Linked DNA regions of Homo sapiens: all the other regions are linked to region 5. The links are chromatin loops, found by intact Hi-C in ENCODE. Cell type or tissue: GM12878. All regions are shown on one strand.

Region 1 (4,000 bases), 91 kb after region 5:
TCCTCCCTTAGACGTGTCCAGCACAAGCCCCAGCTCCCCATTAAGGACATGCTCCCTGGTTCCTTTGACATGTGTCTTCCCTTGCCGCAGTAAGCTAAACAAACCTAACTTTTAAACTCTAGATGTTCCTCATGGTCTTCAGCCCACAAACTATGAGAAATAATTTCACCCTGATTAATTGACATTAACTTTGGGGGTCAGTCTCCTTGGGCTTTCATAACAAAATACCACAGACTGGGTGGCTTAAACAATAGAAATTTATTTCTCACAGTTCTGGAAGCTGGAAGTCTAAGATCAAGGTGTCAGCAGGCTTGATTTCTCCTGAGGCCTCACTCCTTGGCTTGCAGATGCCGCCTCCTTTCTCTGTGCACATACATCCCTGGTGTCTCTCTCTTCTGATAAGGACACCAGTCCTGTTGGATTAGGGTCCCACTCTTATAACCTCACTTAACCTTAATGACCTCCTTAGAGGCCTCATCCCCAAATATAGTCATATTGTGGGTTAGGGCTTCAAAATATGAATGGGAGTTGGGGGAAACATAATTCAGTCCATATACTTGGATTTTAATTTTTTTCTAAGAATAGTTAAAAGGCCATTCAGGAGAGGAGAGGGACAAGATTGCCCACCAGTTTCAAGTAGAAAAGGGAGTTGTCACTCAGAAATTTTTGCCAAGCAAGTGGAGTAAGAGGGAACCAGGACCAGAAACAGTGCAATGAGTTCTGAAGGGACAGCTGCGCTTCAGCAAAGCTCCAGAGAGCCCAGAAGGAGGCTACTCTGAGAGGCTCCACTAATGAGTGAGGCTCTTCTACCCTCTTGACCCTTTGTACAACTTGGTCCCTCTCCTGGCACATCCTGCCCAGGTGAATGCATCCACCAAGACTCTTAGGAAGAGATTGCTCCTTCTTTGTATCCCCGGAACACAGATTTCTATTACCCTCATTACCCTACTCAGAGCACCATATGAAGTGCTTTACACATGTCACCATTAATCCTCATGCCGACTTTGCCATATAAGTTTACCCTGATTTTTTTTTTTTTTAGATGGAGTCTCACTCATTGCCCAGGCTGGAGTGCAGTGGTGCGATCTCAGCTCACTGCAACCTCCACCTCCCGGGTTCAAGTGATTCTCCTGCCTCAGCCTCCTGAGTAGCTGGGATTACAGATGCACGCCACCATGCCTGGCTAATTTTTGTACTTTTAGTAGAGATGTGTTGGTCAGGCTGGTCTCGAACTCCTGACCTCAGGTGATCCGCCCGCCTCGACCTCCCAAAGTGCTGGGATTACAGGCATGAGCCACTGTGCCCGGCCTGCCCTGATTTTAACAATAAGGAAATTCAGGCTTAGAGAAATATCTCGCCCTAAGCCACACAGCTTGAGAGTAGCAGGGTCAGGATTTGAACCAGGAGAGTGGGATTCCAGGTAATTGTGGGCCGGCTGGCTCATCACAAAACTGTAACCCAAAGGCTTGCCAGATTTGCCTGCACACACCACTTCCTCTGGGGAAATGCAGCTACCACAGATGACTGTCAGCAAAGCCAAGTGTTTTGAGTAAAACCAATGAACCAGAGGGGAGCTCTGAAGCCAAAGGGCTGCCCACCAGGTGGGGCCATCTCTGCTGATTGGCTGCTCCGCCTGCTGCTCCTGGACCTGGGGGTTGCTGGTGAGAGCCAGAGACACCAGGAGGGGGAGACAGAGCTCAGGGGATAGAGGCAAGGCAGCTCACTCCTGTATCTGATGACTGTAGATTACCTTAAGTTTCCTGAGCTACCTGGAAGAGTGGAAGCCAAAGCGAGACCATTAAGGGAAAGGGTAGAGACCCTGCCCTATTCATCTTTGTATCCTTAACAAACAGCCCTGAGCAGAAGGTAGGCAGGCAACATGTGCTTTCTAAATACCTGGCAAGTGAGTGAGCAAGGGTCAGGTTGGAGATGCATTGCTTGTGTACAAAAGTGTGACACATAATAGCGGCAATTACCAATAACTATTAAGCAGTATATGGGGCAAGTGATGGTTCATTTGGGAATAAAGAGGCACTTTTGTTTTAGTCTGCAATGAGCCTTTTAGGACTTCTGCCTCAACATACTGAGGTTTAAAAATAATTCAACCCAAGCTAGGTTCCCAGAGAATGACAGACACATTTTCACATATGAATCACAGATGGATTTCACTTATTTAAAACACACACACACACACACACACACATTAAATCATCTCTCTCACACACACACATACGTGAGCTTTTGAATATGACAACTGTTGCTTAATTCACATCCTAAGTTGCTTCCTTTGGTGAAATGTCACCATCCAGGAATTATAGCCATGTTGCCGAATGTGTGATTTCAACAAACATCAGCTTCTTCCTGGGACCCAGACATACACTTAAGCTATAGAATATGTACTGGCTTCAAGGAAATATACCTCTCAGCCTCTTTTGCATGTGGGTAAAATTAACTCAACATTGTAGATTTACAAAATCTTGATCATTGATCTAAAACACTTTTGAAAGGAGAATACGTGAACCTTCCATTTGACCCATTCAAATTATTGAAATATATACCTCCTTGTGCCCAATTCAGTTTCAAGGATATTCCAAATTTGTCGAAAATAAATGTGCTGAAGGCACTAAAACAATCTGAAGTCCGTTTACCAAGCAGAGTGTCAGAAACTTTGGAGTGAGCATGGCATCTCCATTTGGCTCTTTCTAAATTGAAATGTTACTGCAGGTTCCATCACCAAGTGTATTGACCGAGTGAAATGACTCAGCACTGCTTGCTGGACACCAAACACTCCCTCCTGGCCAAACGGTCACTTGAGGACCTACCACCTGCTCTACCAACTACATCTGCACGACAGTAAACAGCAAAATAAATACCTTCTACAGCCACATATAGATTAGGTCTTCATTACCTTAAACATAGATAAAACTGTGAGTGTGATTTATATAGACAAGAGTCTTTTGGCAGCTAGATCAAGCAGAAATAAATATTGATATTTTGTTTTAGAGTCAAGGAGATTAGAAGCTGGCTCTGAATAAAATACAGATTGTTTTACTTAGCACAGCCATTTTGTTGTTGTTATAAAAGAATAGAGATGGACAAAAGTACCTAAGAAAGGGCTTCTTGCTATAACCACAGGTTGACGGCTGTGCAACACTCTCCAGCCCGGCTTCCCTGTATTCACTTGTAGCCACAACTACAATTTCATACTGTTTAAGTTTTCATTGACAACGGCAGCCAAATATCTGCTTATTTCAGATATTCTGAATGCTAAGAAAGTAGATGGTCAGATGTTTCTTTCACAGCCTTTGCTATGTTTGCATCTTGTACTTTTGAAACAAGTTTCAGTTCAGGTAAAGGATTACTTAATCCTCTAAAGGATGAAAAAGTGTAGCTGAGGTGTCTAAAATTCTTGATTCAAGTTTGTCCAACTGAGAGAGTTTATCAGGAGCTAATTTGGCTCACACTGGACCCAGAATCCCACCCCCCAACTTCATTTGTGGTCCAATTATAGTCTTTTTTTTTTTTTTTTTTTTTGAGACGGAGTCTCGCTCTGTCGCCCAGGCCGGACTGCGGACTGCAGTGGCGCAATCTCGGCTCACTGCAAGCTCCGCTTCCCGGGTTCACGCCATTCTCCTGCCTCAGCCTCCCGAGTAGCTGGGACTACAGGCGCCCGCCACCGCGCCCGGCTAATTTTTTGTATTTTTTAGTAGAGACGGGGTTTCACCTTGTTAGCCAGGATGGTCTCGATCTCCTGACCTCATGATCCACCCGCCTCGGCCTCCCAAAGTGCTGGGATTACAGGCGTGAGCCACCGCGCCCGGCCCAATTATAGTCTTATATTAAACAGTATCCACTGCAGCTCCCAAATATCCATAAGATCACCTGTTATTAGTCTCTTCGTGTCAGTGAACCTGCTGCATTTGTGTCAGCAAGTGCAAGGCTGCCTCTGGACGTGTTCCTCACCTCTGCACTGTACTATAAGCCCCTTGGCTTTTGTTTT
Region 2 (4,000 bases), 51 kb after region 5:
TGAGTGCAGCTCAATGAGCAGCAGCCTCTCTGGAGGTATCCTCCCACTACAAACAGCAGATGGAGAGAAGGCAGTCTCTTGAGGGCTCCACCCTCACACCTAGTCACCTAAAGGGAGGCAATGAGGGTTAAATGAGATCGTAAGGCTGAGGCCCTAATTCAATAGGACTGGTGTCTCCTAGGTAGAGGAATACACACCAGAGCTCACTCTCTTGCCTCCAGGTGCTCAGAGGAAAGGCCATGTGAGGACACAGGGAGAAGGCAGCCATCTGCAAGTAAGGTAAATAGGCATCACCAGAAACCAGACTTGTGGGCACCTTGGTCTTCTAGCCTCCAGAACTGTGGGAAAACAAATTTCTGTTGTTTAAGCTACTCAGCCTGTAGTATTTTGTTATGGAAGTCCTAGCAGACTAATACAGGGGTTAATGGGAATTTTCTGTGTTGTCTACCTAGATTTTCTGTAAACTTAAAACCTCTAAAAAATAGTCTATTAAAATTTTTAATTGAAATCAGTATTAAAATGAAATCATAATTCCATTATTATTTTGAAGTTATACAATTTATACCAGGACTGGCTTTCCTCCATGGTATGTAGCATACACAAATGTGTGTGTATGTTGTATGCATGTACATATATTAACTCTTTCAACAGGAATGCCATTTGAAAATCACTTTAAGTCAGTTTCCCCTATCCCAGGAGAGTGAACATGAGTCCCAGAATTGTTGGGAGGAAATGACAGAAGTTCCAGAATCTCCTCATCTCCAACCCACTCATTCCTGGAGAAATGCAGTAGAAATATCTGCTGGATGCCAGGTACGGTGGCTCACATCTGTAATTCCAGCATTTTGGGAGGCTGAGGCAGGAGGATTGCTTGAGCCTAGGAGTTCAAGACCAGACTGGTCAACATAGCAAGACCCCATCTCATACGGTTTGGCTCTGTGTCCCTACCCAAATCTCATCTTGAATTATAATCCTCATAATCCCCATGTGTCAAGGGCGGGACCAGGTGGAGTTAATTGGATCATGGGGGCAGTTTCCCCCATGCTGTTCTCATGATAGTGAGTGAGTCTCAAGAGATCTGATCTGATGGTTTTATAAACACCTGGCATTTTCCCTGCTTGCACTCACTCCATCCTGCCGACCTGTGAAAAATGTGCCTGCTTCTCCTTTGCCTTCCACCATGATTATAAGTTTCTTGAGGCCTCCCCAGCAATGCAGAACTGTGAGTCAATTTAACCTCTTTCCTTTATAAATTATCCAATCTTGGTCTTTCTTTATAGCAGTGTGACAACGGACTAATGCATCATCTGTACAAATTTTTTAAATAAAATTAGCCAGGCATGGTGGCATGCACTTGTAGTCCCAGCTACTTGGGAAGCTAAAGTGGGAGGATCACTTGAGTCCAGCAGTTTGAGGTGAGCTATGATTGAGCCACTGACCTGTCTCTAAAGAAAAAATAAAAGGAAATATCTGCTGGTACCTGAATTCATACCTCGGCAAATTCCCCTCACCATCATTCATGTTTTGACGCAGTTTGGGGAAAACCCAGTTCCTTTATGAGAGTTTTGTATGTGATAAGCAAAGATCAATGGTGAGCCGATGGAGAACTCAGGGCCCTCAGGTATTACTAGTCCATGTCATGATGGTGGGAACTATGGGACCGCCTCATCAGTGAGGGCAGGTGTGGGGGAAGCCACCTTCCCCTCCAAAGCCCAGTTAAGCAAGGCCTGAGGGACTAAGGTGGAATTCCCCCCAAGCCCAGTTTCTAGTGCAAGCTGATCTAAACCCCAAACAGTCTCTATCTTCAGTTCCTGAGGATTCTTTTATCAGCTGCTCCTCCATACTTGGCACAGTGCTTAGTGCACAGCAACTTCTTAATAAATAGTTGAACAGAGAGAATGAGGCAAGGTGGAGATGTGGAGTCTGGTGAAGAGTTGGAGGAAAGGACTGAACAGCCAGAATGGAAGGATGCTCCTCTTTTTGTGTTTCCTGAGCCAGATCTGAGGGCTGGTGTGGGCCCCTGCAGGACTGGACACTTGCCTGCTGTCACCTGTGTATTTGTTTCCTGTGGCTGCTGTAACAAATTACCACCAACTTAGTGGCTTAGAGCAGCAGACGTGTATTCTCCCCCAGTTCTGGAGGCCAGATGGCTATAATCCAGCAGGGCTGCCTCCTTCTGGGTGCTTGAAGGGCGAATTGTTCCTTGCCACTTCTGGCTCTTGGTGGCTGCCCCAGCAAACCTGGGGCTTGTGGCCACATCACTTTAATCTCCACCATCTTCACATCTCCTTCTCCACTGTGTGTCTGCATCAGATCTCACCCACCTCTGATTTATGAGAACACTCATGATTGGATTTAGGATCCGTCCAGGTAATCCATGATAATCTCCCCATCTCAAAATCCTTGACTTAATCACATCTGCAGAAGCTCTTCTCCCAAGTAAAGTAACATTTACAAGTTCTAGGAATTAAGACTTCATCTCTTTGGTTGACCATTATTCAACCCACAACATCCTGACTCGGAAGACAGACAAACTGTGACATAGTTAACTGACAAGCCTTGGTTCCTCACCTTTGGGCCTACATCAGGGATTCAGGCATTCTATGGGAAGGCAGCAGAAACCAAACTACAAAACCAAAGTAGTGTGACCCCTCCAGAGCCAATGGCCTCTCCAAGTCTACCTTCTGCTGCACATTCAATGGGTTCTGAAAATGCTGGATCAGATCCATTGGGGACATCCCATCTAAATTCAATTCTACTGGGTCCCTCCAAAGGTTCAAAAGACTGTATTTCACTTCAGAGGGAAAAAGAGACTAGCAGCATATTTGACCTCCTTTCCTCCAAAATAAAGAGAAAGAAAAAACTGTATTTAAATAAACCCTAAGTGTAAATGTAGAAATTACTACTATCACAGATATTTGTCATAGAGTATTAGGGCAGAAAATGGCCTCAGGTCATACAGCTGATGTCTCTCTCCCTCTCTTTCTTTCAAAGTAGTAATATTTAAGTCCAGAGAGGCAAAGTGGCTCACCCAAAATCACACAGTAATTTGGTGGTAGAGCCAGAGCCAGAACTCAGGTCTTCCGAGGCACAGCTGAGGGTGCTTTTCTTACTGCACCACATTCAAAATTCTCGTGCAATAACATTATGAAGAGTTGTGGATAAGACTAGAGGAAGTCTTTCTGTATTTTCTATAGTTTTCAACTATATGTCAGTCCCTCAGTGATTTGTAGGGTAAAAATGCATTTGCTTAACGAAAAGTGTTAGACAAAGCCAGAGTTTAAGAAAAGCTCGTGTGTTATTAATAGTAAAGCCAGTTTTGCTGTCTATATAATTTAATTTCCCATATGGATTACAAAAAAGAGTAACAAGAAACAGATTTTCTTTTTTACTACTATTTATTTCCTTCATAAGAGTAATCATGACAATTGTCAGAATACAAAAAAAGGTATCATCATAATTTTGATTTGAAGGGTTGAATATGGAGAAATGTGGTTAATAACGTATTTTTAGTTGCATTTTCAGGAAATTCATATTACCTTGTGTGCCAGAATAATTGATTAGATCTCTTAGTGGTTTGTTTTGTTTTGTTTGAGACGGAGTTTTGCTCTTGTTGCCCAGGCTGGAGTACAATGGTGCAATCTTAGCTCACTGCAACCTCTGCCTCCTGGGTTCAAGTGATTCTCCTGTCTCAGCCTCCCTAGTAGCTGGGATTATAGGCGCCCGCCACTACACCTGGCTAATTTTTGGTATTTTTAGTAGAAACGGGGTTTTACCATGTTGGCCAGGCTGGTCTCTAACTCATGACCTCAGGTGATCCACCCGCCTCAGCCTCCCAAAGTGCTGGGATTACAGGCATGAACCACTGTGCCCGGCCTTTCTTTTTTTTTTTTTTTTTGAGACAGAGTCTTCCTCTGTGGCCCAGGCTGGACTGTAGCAGCATGATCTCAACTCACTGCAGCCTCCACCTCCCAGGTTCAAGAGACTCTCCTGCCTCAGC
Region 3 (4,000 bases), 280 kb after region 5:
GGAGCCCTACTTTGACTTCATCATCACCATTGGGCACTCGAGGCTGGTGAGTTCCCCAACCTGCCTCTGCTTTGCTTGCTTATGTGTGTTTGTGTGTCTTCATCTGTCCCACAGGGGGCCCCAGTCTACCCTTCCCTCCCTTTTTTTCTAAAGGGAGTCCCAGCCCTGTCTCCCCTTCTTCCAGGGCTGTACTCAGAGCCTGACTGGGGCCCTGCCCAGTGCTCAGCTTCTGAGCTCTGTGGGGTGGACAGAGGACATATGGCCTCTTGGAGGTGGCAACAAGGCCCAAGGGGCCTGCCTCCTGGGGCATGAGGGATATGAGGGCCCTGGCCAAGGGGCAGCTCAGAGTGGGGCAGCACTGGAATGCTGTGGATCTGGGAGGCTTTTTGCTTGCTTTGTTTTTTCTGGCAGGCTGAGGAAGGTTTGGCAGTGCTTGGGGAAGGTGGGGGTCCCAGTGGCTGCAGGCTCAACCCTGGTCTGTGAACCTGGCCCATCCACTACCTTGGCCCATCCCCACAGTGACCCTGCTGAGGGCTGCTGCCCACTAAGGCCCTTGCCCCATCTCAGGCCCAGACTTGTCTGAGGGTCCTAGCCTGGGCATGAGGTGGCCTTGGAGTCAGCCCCATTGCCCCCACAGAACAAGGAGAATGACACCCTGAAGGCACTACTGAAAGCCAATGTGGAGAAGCCCGTGAAGCTGGAGGTGTTCAATATGAAGACCATGAGGGTGCGCGAGGTGGAGGTGGTGCCCAGCAACATGTGGGGCGGCCAGGGCCTACTGGGTGCCAGTGTGCGCTTCTGCAGCTTCCGCAGGGCCAGTGAGCAGGTGTGGCATGTGCTGGTGAGTGTGGGGTATGGCAGGGCAGGGTGTGTCGGAAGGATGAGTTTACTGGGGCAGGTCTGGGTGTGGGCGGGGTGTGAGGGGGTACATGCAGGAGTGGAGTGGGAGCCTTGGAGCAGTGGCCAGGGAAGACTGAGGGCAGGATGTGGTCTCATTCCAGTGTCCCAGAGAGGGCAGCTCATTACTACCTGAACAGTGTATCTTGCTTCCTGTTAGCCATGACTTTGGGTACTTTCTTACCTTCTATACCTAGGTTACTTAATTTGAAAGGTAGAAATATCATCTACTGGAATGGTGGTTGGACTGCTGGAATGCTGCTGCTTTTATTATTCTCTGTGTCTCTCCGTGTGTGTGTTGCATGACAACGTTTCAGTCAACCACGGACTGCATATACAATAGTGATCCCATAAGATTATAATACCATATTTTTACTGTACCTGTTCTATGCCTGAATGTTTAGACACACAGATACTTAATTGTGTTACAGTTGCCTACAGTACTCAGTATAGTAACATGCTGTGCAGGTTTGTAGCCTAGGAGCAACAGGCCATAGCATATACTCCAGGTGTCTAGTAGGCTATGTGTAGGTTAAGTTCTATGATGTTTGCACAACAATGAAGTCAACTAACAATGCATTTCTCAGAATATATCCCTGTCATTAAGCAATGTGACTGTAAATATACTGTTTTTTCTGGTATATTCTTATATGATTAATCGATATCTTAACCTCAGTGACCAAGCTGTCATAGATGTTAGTCTGTCCACAGACACACATGCACACCCAACACCTGTGCCCATTGATGGTATCTAAGTTCTTGAATGCTCAGTCCTGTAGCCTGGTGGAAGGAGGGTGCTCTGAACTAGAAGTTGGCTGATTTGTTTTCTAGCCACTTATTTTTCTCACTGACTTCTTGGGAGAGCCTGGCCAAGTTTCTCAACTTTCACAGCCTGCCTTAATCTGCCCATGAGGGAAAGGGGACTGATGATGCAAATTGCTTTGCATTTCCCAGGGAGACTGGGAGATTGGGAGTGGTGGAACTTTCCAAGGGAGAAGGGAATCCTTATTTGTACCCAGTTTTGCTCATTGCCCTCACCTCCAACCCCTAGGAGTCTTTAGCCACATGCCTGCAGCAGAAGCAGCAATGTAGTGGGTGCTCCTGTAGCCAAGGTGTGCTTTTCTTCTTTTCATATATTTATTTATTTTTCTCAGCAACCCTATCATTAGGTACTGTGTATCTTACTTTTAATTGTGGGGAAACTGAGGCTAGGAGAGGTTCAATAATGTGTTTATAGTCATATAGCTGGGCAGCTGGAGCCAGGGGTTGAGCCCGGGGTCAGATTCCAGAGCCTGGTGCTGAGCCTTATCATGGTACTGCCCTCTGCTGGACAGGCTGTAGACCTGGGGGAGATAGGGGAATGGAGGGGTGAAATGAGGGAGTATGGGCTTGAAGCCCTGCTTAGGGATAGAGGACAAGTGTCCCACTCACTACCTCAAGAGGCAGTTCCCCCTGCCCTTTCCCATCCCCCAACCCCACCTCTAGTAGCATGGCCAGTGGTTTGCGGTTCTTTCCCCAGGATGTGGAACCATCTTCACCTGCTGCCCTTGCCGGCCTGCGCCCCTACACAGACTATGTGGTTGGTTCGGACCAGATTCTCCAGGAGGTGAGGAACCCGCAATTTGCCCCTCCCCAGACCCTCTGGATGTGGTGTGAAGAGAAGGGTGCTGTCCATGAGAAGTGTCTGGTTTTGTTGAGGCTTTAGCCCTGGAAGCAGGCCTCAGGTGCTATGCGTTTCTCACAGTCCGAGGACTTCTTTACGCTCATCGAGTCTCATGAGGGGAAGCCCTTGAAGCTGATGGTGTATAACTCCAAGTCAGACTCCTGCCGGGAGGTGACTGTAACTCCCAACGCAGCCTGGGGTGGAGAGGGCAGGTACTTCGTGGGGTTGGAGGGCTGCAGGGCCAGGTGGGTGGGGCCTGACCATTGGGCATGGACCTCAGAGTTCTATGGTGGAGATGGAGGAGGGTTGGGCCCTGGGCCCAGGGATCCTGAGGCTGACCGGTATTTCAGAAGTACCCTTTTCAGCCCCCTTATTGCTGGTAGTAGGTGGGGATAGCAAAGGTAGGGAGGGCCGTGGGACAAGCCCCTGGATTGAATGTTTCTGGCCTTCGGCAGTCTGGGATGTGGCATTGGCTATGGGTATCTACACCGGATCCCAACTCAGCCCCCCAGCTACCACAAGAAGCCACCTGGCACCCCACCACCTTCTGCTCTACCACTTGGTGCCCCACCACCTGATGCTCTACCACCTGGACCCACCCCCGAGGACTCTCCTTCCCTGGAGACAGGTTCCAGGCAGAGTGACTACATGGAGGTATGTGGGGAGAATCTGCCAACTGGGAAGACAGAAAACTCTAGAGGCTGCCCTTGGGGAGCCATCAGCAACCCTCACCAGGGGCCTTTGTGATCTGAGAGGCCCATGTACTTCTGGGACCCAGTGGGAGCAGGCAGGCCATGCCTGGAGCAGTGAAACTCACTTTTGGCTTTCCTGCCCCTTGGGTCTAGAAGTGAGGGTGGAGGTGAAGCACCAGTTGTCATCTTCATTTCATGAGTGGGAAACTGAGGCTCAGAGATGGGTGCTTGCTGTGCCTGTGAGTTGTGGCAAAACTGGACAAAGGGCTAGGCCTTCAGAGCCACAGTTGGGATGGTTGTCTAGCCAAGTCTGCAGGGAAGTGCTGGCCCTGCCTTCACAGCTGATGAGTGGGTCCTCTGAGAGCACCTTTGGGCACTGGGCTGGTGCCTTGGGTCTAGGCCAGGGAGTATTCAAGGATGTTCTCCAGGTATGCCTGAATTCAAGGAAGCCCCTCTCTTCTAATGAGTCATTGATGGGGCAAAGGGAATGTGTTGGGGCCAGGTGGGCACCTGGGATTCCTTGTCTGAGTGCAAAGAGTGCTCCCTCTCAGTGCCAACACTGCAGGGAGGCCAGGCCAGGCCCCTCAGGCCTGACTTCCTATCACCAATAGAAGAAGGGGTGGTTTATTAAGGCCATTTCCTTCCTTTAGGCAGAGCAGTGTTCCTGGGACAAGTGGGGACTGGTGGTTAGGTTGGACTGCAAAATTCTTCACCTTGAGGCACTGTCCTGATTGTCCCCTACCCATTT
Region 4 (4,000 bases), 170 kb after region 5:
GTTAAATGATAATTTTCAGTGAAAGGTAAAATCATGACTCTCATATAGATGTAAAAATTAGCACATGTTGAAGAATTTACTTCACTTATATGATCTGAGAAAAGCAAGCAGGTGTTATAACCAGTTTAAAGGAAAACTCAAAAACAGATTTATATGGAGTAAAGGAATGTTAAGATAAATTGCAAATGGGGACAAAACTGAGTTTTCCACAGTGAGGAAGAAGTCAGTTAAAATCACAACCAGACAGTACAGCATTTACATACCAGTTACAACTTACAGAGAGTTTCAAAATAGCTCAGACAATGTACAGGCCTAGAATCTTATAATGCAGGAAGGTGTGCTACAGACAGTGCATTGTTTTCTACTGAAATACAAAGATTTTTTTCCTACACTTGATTTTTCTGACAGAAGAACTCAACGTATAAGTCCTCGCAAGGGCAGATTGAGTTTCTGGCAGGCGAGGAACAGGAAGAAGGGTTTGATGTCTCCAGGCAAGATCTAACAAAAGACTGGCAGAAACAAAAACAAAAACAACACATTTTAACATGAACATTTGGTATTGTATTCATTATAATACTTTTTAACTAGTCTTTATTTATAGAGAAGGTGTTATGGACTCATAGTTTGTGACCACCCAAAACTCACATGTTGAAGCCCCAACACCACCCTTCCCCCACCCCCTCCAAGTGATGGTATTAGGAGGTAGAGCCCTTGGGAACTAATTAGGTTTAGATGAGGTCATGAAGGGTGGGGCCCCATGATAGGATTAGTGTCCTCATAAGAAAAGGAAGACAGACCACAGCTCACTCTGCATGCACACAAAGAAGAGGTTCTGTGAGCATACAGTGAGATGGTGGCCACCATTACCAGGAACTGAATCTGTCAGCACCTTGATCTTGCACTTCCCAGCCTCTAGAACTGTGAGAACTAAATGTCTGCTGTTTTAGCCACCCAGTCTATGGTATTTTATTATGACAACCCTAGCAGACTAATACAGAAGCTATTAATCTGTTTTTGGTCCAGTCAACGTATAATCAGCCACCTGCTGACATTTAGCATTCTACTTAAGTGCAATTAAACCAGACTAAATGTAAACCAGCATAACTCATCTACCCTTCTGGCCATTATCACTTTGAAAACAAGAAAGCAAGAAAGCATTCCTTTTGTTCAGCCATTCTACAGCATACACCAGCCCTTCATTGTTTGTGGCTAAATTGGAAATAACAATGATTTATATAAATAAGGTAGGGGACAAAACATAATTTTCCCTCTACCCTTCTTTTTCTTTCTTCCTTTCTTTTTTCTTTTTTTTTTTTTTTTTTTTTGAGACGGAGTTGCTCTGTCGCCCAGGCTGGAGTGAAGTGGGGTGATCTTGGCTCACTGCAACTTCCACCTTCCAGGTTCAAGCAATTCTCCTGTCTCAACCTCCCGAGTAGCTGGGATTACAGGCACCTGTCACCACACCTGGCTAATTTTTGTATTTTTAGTAGAGGCAGAGTTTCGCCATGTTGGTCAGGCTGGTCTCAAACTCCTGACCTCAGGTGGTCCACCCGCCTTAGCCTCCCAAAGTGCTGGGATTACAGGCGTGAGTTACCATGCCTGACCCCCTCTACTCTTCTTAGTTGGCCTAGGACCCTCTGTAACAAAAGACAGATTAACAAGAGAAAAACAAAGAGAAATGTATTAACATGTATATTTTATATATATATGGAAAATACTCAAGAAAAGATTAGTTCTCAAATAAGTGGCTTAGAACTTCAACTACGTAGCATCTTCAACAAGGAACAATACATTTTTAGAGTAGTGTCAAGACAAAAGAAAAAGACCTTGAGTCTCCAGGTGGAGAAAATTGTGGGAAAGCAAATATATGGGAACTTTACGGTAGATAAAGGCTAGTCAGTGAAGTCTGCTGTGTCGACTCCTCTGGTGCCACCTTCAGGCTGATGAGGGCCTAAAGTTGTCGTCGGTCTTTGTTCTTCCTGACAGGGAGAGGAGGAAGAACTCCTTTGTAAAGTTATATCCTGTTTTTAGGCAAATGGGGAGAGCAAAGAGCTTTTCTTGTGTCTGCCTCTTCTCAGTTACCTTCAGTTCACAATAATACTTATGCCAGTGTGGCATATTTTGGGGTGGAGTATTCTGCTACCCTTTAATAGTACATTTGGCAGTGCAGTCTCCTATATGGTCTCTTTTCCTCCATCTTTTCTAATCCAATTAACATGCATGAGAAAGAGAAAGAGACAATAAGCAACCCTCTGCTATTCAGCAACTTTGGCAGGCCAGGAAGATAAAATCCAGTACCAGATAGAAAATCTTTGTCGGTCACCCATACTCTTGTTGGCAAAAGGAAAGTGTGTTGGGAGAAAACACTTTTTCTTTACCTATTTATGTTCAGAGTCTACAGATTAACCAACCACAGACAGATTAACAGGGAAAAAAGATGAAGTTTATTTATTCAAAGGAGTCTTCAGATAAATATGGCTGTCTAAACAGCCAAAAATAGGGGTTTATATATCCACTTAACAAAGAGAAAGGGAGGCGGAGAGAGAACTTCCATGGAAGAACAAATGGAAGGCATGGAGTTTCAGATAACATTTGTTTAAGCAATTACTCATTACGGTGACAATGATTAGTCTCTTCTCTGGCTGTAAACTTCCTCGAGAGGGGATTTATGGCAGCAGTGTTCAGGAGGTCCTGTTTAAGTCAGCAGTTTAGGTACTTTTTGTTTGTTTGTTTCTGCAGCTGCTGTTTGTTCAGATGTTTCTAGCTTAAAATAATCTTTATGCCATTGAAGTGCATTTTGGATCCCTGCAGGTGCAGAATCATTCTTCATGTAACACAACTTTTCAGGGGCTCTTCCTGTCTCAGAGATTTTGGTCAAAGCTCCAGAAGTAAGAAAAATGCATTCAATGCCACACACTCAAATGAAGTGGCAACTTGCAGAAAAATGGTGACTGAGTTGTTTCTCACTTTTTAGTTCACCACCTGCCACCAGGCTATATTTGGGGAAGCTGGCATGGGCCCAGAGGCAGCCTGAGGTGTCTGATGGTCCATGATACCATCTCCAGAAGCCCTGCCCTAGCTCAGGTCATCACTTCTTATGTCTCACTGTGACATCAATACCCCAACTCTTCCTCGAGCTTCTACTCTTTGTGTCTTCCCCCCAACACCCCCACCACCAAGTCGCAAAGCAGCAAAAGAGGTCTCTCTAAAATGCAGTCTGTTTACACTGTTAACCTGTTTAAACCACTCCAAGACTTCCCACTACTCTGGGATAAGATCAAAGTCTTTGCCGAGGCTCACAGTTCTCTGTGTGATGCACCCACCCCACCTGTCCACCTCCATCCCCTACTGAGACTCATAGCACTCTCTCCTTCCCTCCCTTTCCTGTCCCCAGAATGCACAATGTTCTCTCTCACTTCAGGGTCTTAGCACCTGCTGTTTCCACTGCTGGGCTGCTGGGGACATCTTAGCCTCCTCTCCTATCTCATATGTCTGTAACATTTACAGACAGGCGAGAGAATAAATGGATCCCTGGCTTCATCCCTCTTTTCTTCTCTTCCCTGGTTCTGTTCTGCTCCATGAAGTGCATATGTGTGAACATCCCAGACTGCAGATCCAAGGTACATCCATAAACTCCCCTCTTTTTGGCCACCCTCCCAGGCCTAAAGGTGTATGGTTTAGCACAATAGTCTGTCCTCAGTGGATGAACCTAGAAAAGAGAACCACACAGGCCCTGGAAGTGAGATGGAAATTTGAATAGAGAATACTCGGTCCCAGGTACATTGAGATGGAGAGAGATGTCTTAAAAGGATTTGCCCACGGGGGCTGCCTGGAGGGCCAATAGGAGCCCAACTGATTTGTAGAGATGATCTCCTAGGACGAGGGGTTGAATGGGAGTTGTCAGGAGAAGGCTGGAAAGTACATCACTTGTGTCAGTAACTGCAGGGGGTATGGGGCATGGAAATCCCCAAAGAACCTTCAAAACACCCATGATAGAAAG
Region 5 (4,000 bases):
GCTACAACCTCCCTTACCGCCCATCTTCATCAGTCTCTCTATGCCTACTGGCCTCTCAGGTCTAATGGGCATCTTATGATAGTCTTCGTCCTGTAACTAATGGAGGCTCCTCTCCATCTGAATATCTGCTCCCATCCTAAACATGCACAACCTGAAAGAGAAGCCTTAAGAGTCTCCAAGGGCACTGTCTTCACCAGTGGGGGAAGCCACTCTTTGCCTGATCACAAGAATGGGTGAATACTGCAGAAAAAAAGGGAATTCTAATGGCTTTACCCAGAAACTTCCACAAAGAGGATGGTCCTGTCACTGCTTTTGGCTTCACAAGAAGGAAACACCTTTCTTCCTTCTGTGCCAGTGACTATTGCCTGTAACCTCACCCCTGAGCCAAGGGTGACCAGGCTACGAGAGAACAATGAGTTAGAGCGGCTTACAAGCTGGTATCCGAGGGAGGGGCAGATGGCTCTGTGGGGTGGACTGCGTTCCTGCAGGAGTGGGATCTTCACATTCTACTCCAAGGACCAAGTTGTTAGGGGCAGTGGAAGGGAGAGGAGCCATGGTGCGTGCCCAGGCAGTGTGGTGTTTTGTGTTTTGTCATATGGAAGCCACAAGTCACTCCATCAATATTTTGACAAAGCAGTTCCCCATCTTATGGAAAAAATCAAACTCTTCTTGTTTTCCTGCTTTCTTCACAATGAGGAAACGGGCAACATTTTGGCTAAAAGTTTATAAACATAAGCACATATTTTCTGGTCACAAATCTTCTAGGTCCTGATTGATCTGAATTTCCCACAGGGGTAAGCAGGACCCACTTGTGGTTTTGTGGTTTGCTTATAGCTCTATCCATATGTGGAAGGTTTTTTTTTTTTTTTTTTTGGAGACAGAGTTTCACTCTCGTTGTCCAGGCTGGAGTGCAATGCTGCGATCCCGGCTCACCACAACCTCCGCCTCCTGGGTTCATGCAATTCTCCTGCTTTAGCCTCCTGAGTAGCTGGGATTATAGGCATGCGCCACCACGCCTGGCTAATTTTGCATTTAGCAAAATTAGCAAAATGTTGGTCAGGCTGGTCTCAAACTCCCGACCTCAGGTGATCCGCCCACTTTGGCCTCCCAAAGTGCTGGGATTCCAGGCATGAGCCACCATGCCAGGCCAGCTTTTCTTTATCTTGGACAGAATGACTTCATTTATAAGCAGCATCTTGTGTAACAGTCAGTTTTATGTGTCAACTTGGCTAGGCTATAATACCCAGTTTTCAATTAAACACTAATCCAGGTGTTGCTGTGAAGGTATTTTGTAGATGTGGTTAACCTCTGTAATCAGTTGACTTTAAGTAAAGGAGATTATCTTTCATAATCTGGATGAAAGAAAATCAGGACACATATTTCCCTGACAAATACACCTTGTTTCCCTTCCTTAAAGGGTAGAGGCTATCTCCTGCTTTTTTCTGTGTGTCTTTGAGAGACCACTGAGGCAGAGTAATGCTGTAAAAAGAAAGTGGACTTTGGAATCAGGCATTGATTCTGTATTTGATCCTGGATTTGTCACCTGCTAGCTGTGTATTCACCTCAACTTTCTTGTTTGTTATTTTGAGATAAGTCTTGTGCTATTGCCCAGGCTGGAGTGCAATGGTGTAATCTCAGCTCACTGCAACCGCCGCCTCCCGGGCTCAAGTGATTCTCCTGCCTCAGCCTCCTGAGTAGCTGGGATTACAGGCGCACATCACCACGCCCAGCTAATTTTTGTTTTTTTAGTAGAGATGGAGTTTCACCATGTTGGCCAGGCTGGTCTCAAACTCCTTACCTCAGGTGATTGCCTGCCTCGGCCTCCCAAATTGCTGGGATTACAGATGTGAGCCACTGCGCCTGGCCAGTTTATGGGCCTTAATTAGAGGTCAAGAGTGAAGCCTCCCATATATAAAATTAAATACTTAGGGTAGATTCAGTGGCTCCGGCTTGTAATCCCAGCATTTTGGGAGGACGAGACAGCAGGATCTCTTGAGCCCAAGAGTTCAAGACCAGCCTGGGCAACATAACAAGACCTTGTCTCTACAAAAATAAAAACAGTAGCCAGGTGTGGTGGAATGAGCCTGTAGTCCCAGCTACTCGGAAGGTGGAGGCAGGACAGTCTCTTGAGCCCAGGAGTTCAAGGCTGCAGCAAACTATGACTGCACCACTGCACTCCAGCCTGGGTGACAGAGCAAGACCCTGTGTCTATGTTTTTTTAATTCCAAATACTTACCAAACATCTGCATTTTTACCAAAAATCTCAAAGCAGAATTTCTAATGACAGATTAGGTATGTAAATTAGAAGTCTTTCCCTCTGGCCCCTTTGTTTCTTAACACGCGTGGCACTCCATCATCTGCCATTCTTTCCCATCTGTTCTCTTTCACCCAGTCAGAAGCTCAGCTCAAACTGGCCACTAGAGGGAACACGTGTCCTGTTCCCAACAGGTTCTGGGTCCTGGCTTCAGGTGTCTGTAAATTACCTGATAGTCCCACTGGCATTGTCACTGAGCTACTGGCCTTGGGTGTACCAGGGTGAAGGCACTGGCCCTTGGTCCCAGACGCTGCCCCTTTCCAATTCCTCATGTATGCTTCATCTGTCTGGTCTATACAGGAGACCAGCTGTGGTGGGAAAGTATAAGGAGATGCCAGGAGTGGCTTCGGATAGAAGTGGAGAGAACACTGAACTAAAAGTCAGGAGTTTCTGATGCTAGTCCAATATCTGACAAAAACTCATTGTCACCTCTCTAGGCTTCAGCTTTCTCACGTGTAAGATGAGGGCCTTGAACTAAGTGGCTCCAAGTTCCTTTTCTGGGCTAATATCATATGAATCAGGGATCATGATCTCCAGACTCCCTTGGTCCTGACTTTCAGGCTAATGCAAGCCACAGAGGAGATATAGGAGATAGGCTGGGGCACAGATTGCACTGAGGAAAATGCATATGCATAAACAAAGTTTTGCCAACAGTTCTGTATTATTTAGAGCACCCCTGCAAGCCCAGTTAAACCCTACTGGTGTAGGGGGTTTCAACATACCAGGGACAGCTTTAGCAATCTTAGTAAGGTCTGCTTCTTTAAGGAATTGCACAGAGCACCAACAACCTGGAAGTCTTGTCCATGACCCATCCACAGTCTTCTCCATGAACTCATTGTAGAGCCTCACCATGATGGGGCTCCAGCTGGCACTGGGGAGGGAGTAATCCTTTGTATCAGACTGGAGGTGGCTACTGCTTGAGACCTGAAAAGTCCAAAAGGGGTGGTGGACTGTCCCCAGTACCTTCCGATTTGACTCATTCATTCAAGCATTTACTAATAGATGAGTCTGTTTTCATCTTGCAGAGCATGTACAAATACCCAGAGGTAAGAGAGAGCATGTCAGATTCCTAGAACTGTAAATGTGGAAACGTCTAGTAGGAGGGAAGGAATGGAAGGGAGGAGGCCAGAGGGAGAGCCTGGGGCCCTCCATCAACCATGTAGGAGAATGTAGGCTTTATGCTGAAGAGGTTTAAGCAGGAGAATGAAAGGGTCAGATTTGCATGTTAGAAGGATTTCCGTACACGGGAAGTTACAAACTGGTCAAGTCTCACTCACACTGGAGAGCCTTGCTGATATGCAATTCAAAGACACATTCTTTCCCCTGCCTGTTTCCTTTCAGCTTCCAGCTCCTCTGTGCCTCCCTCTCCTGCTCCCCAGTTCCTTCAGGTTCTGCTTCTAAGACGGTTCACCTTGTTTGACTATGTAGTTTATTTTATCTCCTTACTGTCCTATTACAATCAGAAGGCTCAGCCATCATCCTGGCTAACACAGTGAAACCCCATCCCTACTAAAAATACAAAAAATTAGCCGGGCATGGTGGTGGTTGCCTGTAGTCCCAGCTACTCGGGAGGCTGAGGCAGCAGAATGGTGTGAACCCGGGAGGTGGAGGTTGCAGTGAGCCGAGATCGCGCCACTGCACTTCAGCCTGGGCGACAGAGTGAGACTCCATCTCAAAAAAAAAAAA
Region 6 (4,000 bases), 83 kb after region 5:
TACTAGACATAGCTATTGTGCCTCCCCAGGACTCCTCAACCCTGCTCGCCTTCTGAACCTTATCTGCTTGTTTCCAGACACAGCATTCCCAGGTGGCTCATGCAATCTCCAGGATTGTCAAGTCTAGGCCTCCACCTTCCTTGTCTCATTTCCCCAGGGATGACGGCTGGGCTTTGGCACTGCCTCCATCATGCCCACAACACTGGGAGACACAACAGCTCTGGTTTCTAGGCCTGATCTGCCTGGACCCATGGAGGCTCTGATTTCCCCAGTGGCTAACTAGAGAGCCTAGGTAACACAACCTGAAAGTTCAGGGAAGTTAATGCTCCATAAAGAAAATGTTGACCTGGCCGGGAGCGGTGGCTCACACCTGTAATCCCAGCACTTTGGGAGGCTGAGGCGGGTGGATCACCTGAGGTCAGGAGTTCAAGACCAGTCTGGCCAACATGGTGAAACCTCATCTCTACTAAAAACACAAAAATTAGCGGGGCATGGTGGCAGGTGCCTGTAATCCCAGCTACTTGGGAGGCTGAGGCAAGGGAATCACTTGAACCCGGGAGGCGGAGGTTGCAGTGAGCCAAGATCGCACCATTGCACTCCAGCCTGGGGGACAAGGGTGAGACTGTCTCAAAAAAAAAAAAAAAAGAAAAAAAAGAAAAAAAAAAAAAACAAAGAAGAAAACGTTGATCAAAGAGACATAAGAGAAGAGAAAGGGGTGAGGAATGAATTGTTGTCCTTTGTTTCCACAGCCAACAGTTCCAAGAAGCAGTGGTTCCAGGGGCTTTTTAAGCTTCTTAGAGACAGGGTCTCACTCTGTCACCCAGGCTGGAGTACAGTGGCATGATCATGGCTAACTGCAGCCTCGAACTCTTGGGCTCAAGTGATCCTCCCACCTCAGCCTCCTGAGTAACTGGGGCTACAGCTGTGTGCCACCACACTCGGCTAATTTTTTAAATTTTTTGTAGAGATGGGGTCTCACTATGTTGTCCAGGCTGGGTCTCAAACTCTTGATGTCAATTGATCCTCCCACCTCAGCCTCCCAAAGCATTGGGATTACAAGTGTGAATTACTGCAGTGGGCCATTCCATGGGCCTTTTGCAGAGAGCCTGCATAACCAGCTACATTTCCTGCTGTAGCTATGGCCAGCTCAGGAATGCACCACTCTGTGTTTGCTTTCCTCTTTCCCTGCCTCACTTCACTTCTTCCTGCACTTTGTTCCTGTTGAATTTCACATTCTGATATGGCATCACCATGCAGGCTTTGCCTCAGCCTCTGTTGCCTAGGGAAGGAACTAAGCAAGCCCTGATGGAAATGGTGCTATTCCTTGAGGCCCAGTTGTAACGCACATTCCTCCAGAGGGGACTTGCCTTTACTTCACCCAGTACTCTGGGGTACTTCCAACCTGGGACCTCTGTGTTTGATTGGCTTTTTGGCCACACAGGAAGTGTGAAATTCAGCCCCAATATGCATGAACACAGGTTTGTGGCTGAGAGTTCTGGAGAGGACTTTTCTTTTTTTCTACTCACTGGAGCCAAAGCCAATGTAGGCATCGTTATATAATTTCCCCTCTGTGTGGAAATGAGACTGGGGTGGGACTCTTACTTCACTTACAAAGGGAGCTCCCCTTTGGGGATACTGGTTTTGTTTGGGCTTCAGATAGAATCTCACCCTTCCTAGCCCAGAACTTGTCTTTGTCTTCCACGTTGCAGGCACATGACCCATGAAGGCCAGGCTCCCGGCCTTAAGGGGCCACAGAGGGCCCAGGGTGAATGTGAGCTCCAGCCTTTCCTTCACCCAGCAGATTTGCATTCTGCCTCTGAGGATTTTCTTCACCTTTTTTCCAGATCAACCATTTATTTAAAAAGGTATTTTTGAGTAATTATCCAGCATCCTAGGTGTTCTATATCAGGAGGGGGTCCTCTAGACATTCTTACACCTCTATTATCTGGAAATTGCTTCTTTTCTCCTTTTTTCCCCTCTCTCCCTCTTTCTTTTCCACAGGCCATAGTCTTCCATCCCTCCCAGGATATGACATTGGTATGTCTCAGAGGCTTCCAGACAGACTCACTGGAATTCAAAGTTCTGCATCCACCCTTAGCCTAGCTCAATACTTCATGCAGTACATCTACAAGAGAATGCCCTGTCTCCTAGAACTGGGTGATCTGGCAAACAGAGGGCATGCACACCAGCGGTGTAGAGCTGGAGAGGTTCTAGGGGAGAACATGGTCACTTCCTCTTATTGTACACAGCAGCAAACTGAGGCACAGCATGTTAGGGCTCAGCACTCCAGCCAGCCAGAACCTGCTTCTGACATACAGCTGTGAGAAGGGTTAAAAGAATGACTAAAAAGCAGTTTTTAAAATAGCTGTCAATTTCTACTCCCAGTCAATCTGTGCACAGCTCTTATTCACCGTGAAGCGAAAACATATACAATGTACTATTCACTCAAAGTGAAACTCCAAATGAAGTCATACATTGAACCCCAGTATCGCCCATTGTTAGGAATCAATGACCCTGAGTAAATGGAGTTTCATGAAGCCTCTGTGTGCCAGCTGTCCATGGGAGGGGGTTTCCAAAGGCCTTTCTGGTTGGTCCTGCAGCCTAGGTGTCACTTGAGTGGGTATGCCTTTGTGGCCTGGTCATTCACAGTGTGGAATCTTCAAAGCCTACCAGTGCGACGTGAGTTTTATGTGCAAAGCTGAATTCAAGGAACCCTTGAGATGGTTCATGCAGTTTTTCCCTCTGAGCCTCCAGTGATAACTCCAGACAGCACAGGGTCAGGTGTTGCCCCCTGTGTCTGGCTGCCTTACCCCTTGCCCAGAACAAGAGTAGGGCCCACAGACATTTCCCAGGACACTGGGGAGCCTGTCATGTGGACTTCCTGGCTTCATCCTTCCCCCAGCCAGGGCCTCTGACCTCTCCACTCCTGTGTCCCTTCCCCCAGGAGGATCTCTGCCCCACTCAGTATCCGGCAGATCCCTTGTTATTCTTGTGCTTTTAGAACTTTTGCTGTTTTTGGCCAACTTGAATCAACATTACTGTCTCCTCGAGCGTTTCTCTGCCAGGCAGGGGACTAGGAAAGCAGGACTGCAGGGCCTGCTCATTGGGTTCTAAGATGTGGGTGAATTCGGAGTGGGGTTGTGCAGGGCTCCCACTGAGAGGAGGGCAGGGGCCCCTTGTGAAGTGGTTAGCTCGTCTTGTCAATAGGTCCTCAGAACATCCCTTTCAGTCTCTTCTCAAAGAAGCCCTTTCAAACCAGGCCCTTGCTCTTCTGTGATCGAAGTGCTTGACTTTTTCTGCTGTTGCTCACATCCGGCCTGTCAAGGTTGTTTTCTGCCAGCCTGGTCGTCCATGCACCCCATACTATTCTCATGGACTCATACCCGTGAGGAATTGGGAGGTAAGGGCAAGCACCTCAGCACGCTGTGTGGGACCCCTAGGGTTGCACCTGGGAGGAGCAAGGCCACACGGACCTGCTGTCAGCTCCTATGCTCCCATCTGGCTGGAACCAACCCCAAGCTTGGGGTTCAGTGCCCCCGGCCCATGCACTCAGCATCTACACCCATCACCCACCTGGCCTCCTGGTCTTCTGACCCTGGGATCTCCCAAAGAACAGAGCAGAGCCAAGGCTGGCCAGGATGAGCGCAGTCTCTCTGAGATGGGACCTGAAAACAGGGGCACCCTTGGCAAGGAAGGAGGCACACAGAGTGGGAAGCAGCCAGGCCTGGCTTCGAGTCCTGCCTGGGCACTCCCCCACAAGGAGACTGTGGGCAAGTGACTTCCCTTCCCAAGCCGCTGGGCTGCTCCACAGCAGAAATGTGGCAGTGGCGCACCCCTGAAGGTTGCCGTGGGGAGTGAGGATAAGGCATGCAGAGTGCCCGGCTCAGACTGGATGACGACGACGGCCAGTGGCAACTTCTCTCCTAATTGTGCAAGCAAGCAGTCATGGACAAATCCTTGTGAGAGTGACTGTGTGTACACCAGGACACAGCTGCACAAA

The links. A loop is a pair of places that touch in the nucleus more often than their neighbours do. Peaks named below come from ENCODE experiments on the same cell type or tissue, not always from the same donor. Only the 100,000 strongest peaks of a DNase experiment are listed, where the experiment ranks them.
Region 1: it touches region 5 in a loop (4-fold over the local background); 24 of 110 quality-filtered maps call a loop at or near these places.
Region 2: a loop joins it to region 5, with 4 times the contacts of the local background. A loop is called at or near these places in 5 of 110 quality-filtered maps.
Region 3: it touches region 5 in a loop (7-fold over the local background); 29 of 110 quality-filtered maps call a loop at or near these places.
Region 4: it touches region 5 in a loop (4-fold over the local background); 20 of 110 quality-filtered maps call a loop at or near these places.
Region 6: a loop joins it to region 5, with 6 times the contacts of the local background. A loop is called at or near these places in 24 of 110 quality-filtered maps.

Annotation. Positions count from the first base shown.
Region 1 is chr3:39,286,192-39,290,191 of GRCh38, reverse strand. It overlaps a transcript of CX3CR1 not described here and the pseudogene ADAD1P1. Among named protein-coding and RNA genes, the nearest start is that of CX3CR1, 8.2 kb to the right of the region's middle. In GM12878, a CTCF peak has its summit at 1,664 (motif pointing right); a DNase peak (open chromatin) is centred at 1,581; H3K27ac peaks cover 327 bases.
Region 2 is chr3:39,325,759-39,329,758 of GRCh38, reverse strand. CCR8 (C-C motif chemokine receptor 8) reads right to left here and starts at 50. Exons shown (of 2, transcript NM_005201.4): 1 at 1-50. RefSeq lists enhancers at 1,379-1,468, 1,819-1,908. In GM12878, no CTCF peak of the experiment used is centred here; a DNase peak (open chromatin) is centred at 1,708; H3K27ac peaks cover 2,293 bases.
Region 3 is chr3:39,099,519-39,103,518 of GRCh38, reverse strand. It overlaps GORASP1 (golgi reassembly stacking protein 1), which reads left to right. Exons shown (of 9, transcript NM_031899.4): 2 at 1-46; 3 at 638-841; 4 at 2,417-2,503; 5 at 2,642-2,772; 6 at 3,016-3,214. Among named protein-coding and RNA genes, the nearest start is that of GORASP1, 6.1 kb to the left of the region's middle. RefSeq lists enhancers at 310-359, 38-537. In GM12878, CTCF peaks have their summits at 108 and 2,227 (motif pointing left); no DNase peak of the experiment used is centred here.
Region 4 is chr3:39,206,591-39,210,590 of GRCh38, reverse strand. It overlaps LOC124909366 (a long non-coding RNA gene), which reads right to left. Exons shown (of 2, transcript XR_007095872.1): 2 at 58-509. Among named protein-coding and RNA genes, the nearest start is that of DSTNP4, 4.2 kb to the left of the region's middle. RefSeq lists an enhancer at 1-93. In GM12878, a CTCF peak has its summit at 1,944 (motif pointing left); no DNase peak of the experiment used is centred here.
Region 5 is chr3:39,376,714-39,380,713 of GRCh38, reverse strand. It overlaps LOC105377037 (a long non-coding RNA gene), which reads right to left. Exons shown (of 3, transcript XR_001740661.3): 2 at 3,037-3,238. LOC105377644 (a long non-coding RNA gene) reads left to right here. Exons shown (of 3, transcript XR_007096252.1): 3 at 1-1,283. Among named protein-coding and RNA genes, the nearest start is that of SLC25A38, 4.7 kb to the left of the region's middle. RefSeq lists a silencer at 2,463-2,512. In GM12878, a CTCF peak has its summit at 2,418 (motif pointing right); a DNase peak (open chromatin) is centred at 2,423; H3K27ac peaks cover 435 bases.
Region 6 is chr3:39,293,862-39,297,861 of GRCh38, reverse strand. No RefSeq gene overlaps it. Among named protein-coding and RNA genes, the nearest start is that of CX3CR1, 16 kb to the right of the region's middle. RefSeq lists enhancers at 1,669-1,718, 2,521-2,680, 2,721-2,860, 2,901-2,970. In GM12878, no CTCF peak of the experiment used is centred here; DNase peaks (open chromatin) are centred at 1,503 and 2,491; H3K27ac peaks cover 3,046 bases.